Linked DNA regions of Homo sapiens: region 1 is linked to region 2. The links are chromatin loops, found by intact Hi-C in ENCODE. Cell type or tissue: PC-3. All regions are shown on one strand. Each heading gives the region's core, and the rest is flanking DNA. Links, peaks and the distances in the headings are about the cores only.

Region 1 (2,928 bases), core at 218-2,717, 56 kb before region 2:
TCTAGTTATAAATTATCACCGGAGCTACCTTAGTTATATGCTTAGTATTTTCATTGTAAGCCAGTTATTTTCAAAGTTTTGGTGAACCCTAATATTTATTCTAAATTACATTGTTTGAAGAATCTTATTTTGCTTACCTAAGAAGTTTTTTTTGAGATGTAGAAAAGATCTTTAAATTATTTTGAGTGGCTATGTGTGGTTTTCTTCCATAAATTAAAACTTCGATAGTTCAGAAATTATTATTCACTCAACAAATATGTATTCAACATCTCCCATATACTAGGAAGAAAGTATGTCAGCCTTCCTGAAAGCCCACAGCATATTTTTCACAAACAGAGAACTTTAATTTGCAAATAAAATTATTGAATTCTATACTCCCACACCACGTACCTGATGTTTCTAAAAGAAAAACATTAACTAAATTTCGCAGTTTATTTGAGCAAAGAACCATTCATGAATTGGGTAGCACTCAGAACCAAAAGAGATTCCAAGTTCTGCTCCACAGTGAGCAGTGAGCTTACATTGGCTAAACTTGGAAGTAAAATACAGAAATAACTTGATTGGTTACAGCTAGGTATTTGCCATAGTTGAGTATGGTCTGGTCAGTTGGCTGCATCTGATTGGCTGAAACCCAGCTATTTGTTACAAAAAATATTCTCCTAAGTTTTCATTTGTTTATATACTAAATTAGCTTACAGTTTGTTATACAGGAATTCAAAGCACAGAGACAGCCTCAGTCTTTTGACCCCCTGCTTATTTTGCTTTAACAGTATGTAAATGTATTCTAGAATGAATATAATTTCATATATAAACGTAATTTTATTGAGCACTAACTACAAGCTAAGCATTATACTCTGGGATGGTCAGGATACAGAAGTGAACAGAATCCCTGTAATATCTACTGGGAAAGAGGAACATTAAATAATCCTTAAATAAAAATAGAATTTAAATTGTGGAACAACAAAGGAAAGATCAAAGAGGTATATAATATCCTTAAATGGGATCCTGTTTAAATGATTTAAATGGGAGAGGGGAGGGAAGGGAGAAGGCAAGGAAGGCTTTTCAGAGAAAGTGAAGTGCTAAAAGTAGAAGAATGAAGAAAAGTTGGCCAGGGGAAAAGGTGGAGAAAATTGGCTATATACAATTTTAAAAAATAAAGGGAGACTTCATTCTGGGGGCAAGAAACCTGGTTTCTAGCTTAAGAGATGCTAGCAACTGCCCTTGAGCCTGTCTTAACCTCTGGCCTCATTTTCTTTAAGTGAGAAATCTGAGTTGGATAGAAGGATCTAGGATTTCTTCTCTTATTTGATCTGTGATTAATATGTATGGCTACCTTATGGGGAAGCTCTCCAGTGGCTCCGTCTGGGCTGGTTCCTGGAGCTGTCATCATCTTAGTCCACATTCTTTCGGTTCTTGGAAATGGGGAAGCTGCATACTGCGTGTGCCCCTGGCAGGCATTGGCTAGGACTTGCGACAGTCATGCAGTTAGGCTTGAGCGACTTCAGCCTCCTGCCCTACCCATGTCCACAAATTTATCTACATCTGCATCAGTCCTTTCCTCATTCTCTTCATTCTCAGAGGATAAGGTGTTCCTTTTCCTGTTCAAGGCCAACTTTTTCATGTGGACTTAACTTTTATCTTCCATCCTCTGGGATATTGCTTCACCAATTAATTCTGTCTTTGTCCTGAATCTATCAACTCTAACCAAATAAAAGTGGGGGTAAGGGGTGTTGAAAAAATTTATTTCTTACAAGATAAATATGTCTTCCTTTGAGCCTGTTGGCTACTGCCCCATCTCTGTTTCCCTTATTTAAAAATAAAATAATATAAAATAAAATGTCCTAAAGAGTTCTTGAGTAATTGCTGCCTTTAACTGCAATTCCCATTCCAGTTCACTCAACATATTGCTATTTGGTTTTAGTCCACATCGTGACATGAAAACATCACTGATCAATTCTAATGGTCATATTTCACCCCTTTAATTTAAAAACCTCCTTGCTACATTTCAAGCTATTGATCTTGAGGATGTCTTCCTTTTTGAAATTCTCCCTTTCCTTTGATGCTTTTATGCTATTACATTTCTTATTCCTGATTCTTCTCCTACTTCTATGACCAGTCCCTATTTTTCTATCATCTATTATCAAGTTTGACCCTGAGGTTTTCATGATGCAGAATCCAGTTGTATGTTCTATACTATCTATGAGTTATGTCTGCAAGGAAGAGTGTGCAAAGAATTCTGAGTAGGATTAAATGGTAACCATATTCATTGATTCAGGTCAACTGGCAAGGTAATCTGTGGAAGGTTACAGAATCAAAGATGACTTGAGAATTAGATAACAAGTAATTTAAATCTTGGGGACTTAGATGAGAAGACTGAACCCTTCGTAAAGTATAGAGTGTCCGTTCAAGTATACATAGGGAAAATTAGATCCTAAATCCCAGGCTAACTTGCTAGTGAAAATGCGCTAAGAAGGTAACCCCAAATTTTGGGGGAAAGCAAAATTATTTCCTTATAATATAGTGTTCTAACCATGGGAAAACTTAAAATTTAAGTGTAAATATGATGGACTAAATAAAATAAAAATATTTATACTTTTAGATAAGTTTGGGGAAAAGTCTTTAATATTTTAGATATTCATTATGTTTAAGATAATGTGTTAATATGATTAGCCTTGTGATTTCTAATCTAAAATATGTCATTGGATGATTGATTTAGACTTTGTATTTTCAAGTTAAAAATGTTAAGATAATTTTGCTGTATTTAATGCTATATTGAAATGTTTAATGTCTACTACTTTAACCAAGTTAAAAGATCACTCTTCAGAAGATTGACAGAGTTTAGAGAATGTTAAATAGAATATAAGATTTATAGTTGATCTCAATTCAAGGAAAATACATTTTTGGATTTGTTATTTTAATATTAATTTT
Region 2 (2,928 bases), core at 110-2,609:
TGGGACAGTGATACTGACAATCCTGGCCGTGCGTAGGCCTAAGCTAATGTGTGAGTTTATGTCTTACCTTTTAACAAAAAGGTTTTTTTAATTAAAAAAAATTAATTAAAAAAGGAAAAAGTATATATAATAAGACTATAAAGAAAGAAAATCATTTTATACAGCCACACAATGTATTTGTGTTTTAAGCTAAGTGTTACTACGAAAGAGTCAAAACGTTTTAGTAATTAAAAAGTTTATAAAGTAAAAAAGTTACAGTCAGCTAAGGTTAATTTGCTATCAAAGAAAGAAAAATATTTTAAAATAAATGTAGTCTAAGTGTGCAGTGTTTATGAAGTCTCCAGTAGTGTCCAGTAATAGCCTAGGCTTCATATTCACTCAAACTCACTCACTGACTCACCCAGAGCAACTTCAGTCCTGTAAGCTCCATTCATGGTAAGTGCCCTATCTAGGTGAACCATCTCTTAACTTTTATACCGCATTTTTACTGTACCTTTTCTCTATTTATGTTTAGATACATAAATACTTTTATGAGCCGGGCATTGTGGCTCACGCCTGTAATCCCAGCACTTTGGGAGGCCGAGGTGGGCAGATCATGAGGTCAGGAGATTGAGACCATCCTGGCTAACACAGTGAAACCCCGTCTCTACTAAAAAATACAAAAAAAAAAAAAAAATTAACTGGGCGTGGTGGCGGGCGCCTGTAGTCCCAGCTACTTGGGAGGCTGAGGCAGGAGAATGGCAGGAACCCAGGAGGCGGAGCTTGCAGTGAGCCGAGATCGCACCACTGCGCTCCAGCCTGGCGACAGAGCAAGACTCCGTCTCAAAAAAAAAAAAATACTTTTATGTTACAATTGCCTAAAGTATTCAGTACAGTAACGCACCATACAGATGTGTATCCTAGGGGCAATAGGCTATACCAGGCAGTCTAGGTGTGTGGTAGGCTACACCATCTAGATTTGGGTAGTACGCTCTGTGATGTTCACACGACAAAATCACCTAATGTTGCCTTTCTCAGAATGTGTCTTTGTAGTGTGACCGTACAAACATAAATACTGATATCTGGCTTCATTTCAAAATTTTTTAAATTGAGTTTGTCCATTTCCACTGAATTTAATTATTTCGAGCACCAACTCCAGGAGCAGGAAGTTAGCACTGGGCTTGTTTTTATTCTGAGTACTGCTTGAATACTAATAGTTGAAAAGTATTGTAATATTTGACCCTGAAGAGCTTTGACTCAGGGATTTTGTGTTGTCATTCACATCCTCGGCAAGGAAAGGTATCCAGCTCCTACTATTTAATATGTAATCACGACATCTAGTGCTCACTGTTTGGTTTTGTTAAGCAATAGCTGTGAGCCACAGAGCCAACCTGCAGCCGCATCTCACCCAAGAAGGCCCAGGGCTGTGTTTTCAGTTTTGCTTTTAATGATTGCATAACTGTGTGAAGTTCTAAGACACTGTTGGGATTTTAGCCTTGGGATGACAAGCCTTTGGGGCACCTCTTTGGGGTAAAGAAAGAAGAACTAACAGAAGAGCTTCAGTTTAAGTCTGATGAGGACAAACGCCTGGCACTAGGTGGGTTTTAAAAATCCTTGAAAATTTTTTAAAAACTAAAAAAAAAGCCAGCTCTTTTGCAATTGCCCAGAGAGAGGAGGACACCCATATTGATTGATGCATTGTTCTCCTAGGCAGGAATCGTCCCACTATAGTCTGCGGTAGCAAGAGTTCAAGGGTTAAAGTAGGAAGACTGATCCCATAAATGTAATTTGCATTCCTTCCAAATTCACATACAATTGTATAGCAGTGAGTATTTAAATTTAAAAACATTATAGTTTAAGGAACTTTTCTCATGAACAGTTCTCCTAGTGTACATTATGTAAATTCTACCACCAGAGAAAAATTCCTGCTTTGTTCCGGCTTAAGCTTGGTACATATATACAAACCCATACTATTACTTCAGAAAATTCAACTTAGGTAATCTGGCTCAATACTCATGGTTAGAGATTTTAACTTTAACAACTTAACAATATTTGGTTTATCATATTTGTGCTTTTATTTCAATTTAGAATGTTTTCCAGCCAGAAATCTAGCTTTAAGTTTTATAAAGCATGATGACACAGCAGCTAGAACTCAAATCTCTAAATGGAATTATGCTAAATTTAACAATATGTTACCTAAAGTCCTTATGCCTTAAAATGTTTCTAGGCTAAATTCTGCAATTTCCCTGGAAACATATTGAATTGTCTTCAATAATACATTGCATAAATATATTTATCCTACATCTAGGTACTTCAAATTATAAGCTAGTAAATCTTGTAATATTTCTAGCTTTAAGACTCGTATGTATTTCTTCCTTTGTATTTTCTCCCCAATCATATGATTATGTACTATTGATGCTATAAATATCTTATATTTTAAGGTTAGGCTAATTCCCAGTGGCTCTATTATCCCACCTGTGCTTGCAACTCAGTATGTGATGAAATTGCCTATGACTTATCAATTAACCCTTGGTGTCCCTAGAATCCAAAATAAAGAATAAATGTATGTAAAAGGATAATTGGAGACTTAGAATCTCTTCCTCAAGATTTTATCTGGTTAATGACTATCACAGGTGGGCTGTTCTTTTTATTCTTGGAAGAACATACTCTATTCCGGAGGGGAAAATATCAAATTAGTTCAGCCTGCTACCTGCTCCCATAGAAGATGGGGGAAGCTGGCTCTTTCATCGGTGTTTTCGTCTGTAGCCGCCCCCTTCCCCAACCTTGAGTTGATTTAAAAGGATGGAAGAAAGTACCGTGCTACCTCCAATGCTGTCATTCAGTGTTCACCCCAGGCAGTGTGCTAGACACATTCCTGGACTAAATCCTTTAGTTCCTTTAAGACAACAAACCTATAAGATAGGTATTATTATCTCGATTTTACATATT

The links. Hi-C counts contacts between places; a loop is a spot of excess contacts. Peaks named below come from ENCODE experiments on the same cell type or tissue, not always from the same donor. Only the 100,000 strongest peaks of a DNase experiment are listed, where the experiment ranks them.
Region 1: a loop joins it to region 2, with 3 times the contacts of the local background. A loop is called at or near these places in 4 of 110 quality-filtered maps.

The regions. Positions count from the first base shown.
Region 1 is chr4:37,470,681-37,473,608 of GRCh38, forward strand. All of the region lies in intron 1 of PGCKA1 (PDCD10 and GCKIII kinases associated 1), which reads left to right. LOC124900691 (a long non-coding RNA gene) reads right to left here. Exons shown (of 3, transcript XR_007058098.1): 1 at 1-2,928. Among named protein-coding and RNA genes, the nearest start is that of PGCKA1, 18 kb to the left of the region's middle. In PC-3, for the core only: no CTCF peak of the experiment used is centred there; a DNase peak (open chromatin) is centred at 1,441.
Region 2 is chr4:37,527,005-37,529,932 of GRCh38, forward strand. The region is part of intron 1 of PGCKA1 (PDCD10 and GCKIII kinases associated 1); the gene reads left to right. Among named protein-coding and RNA genes, the nearest start is that of PGCKA1, 75 kb to the left of the region's middle. In PC-3, for the core only: a CTCF peak has its summit at 1,307; DNase peaks (open chromatin) are centred at 407 and 1,307; H3K27ac peaks cover 464 bases.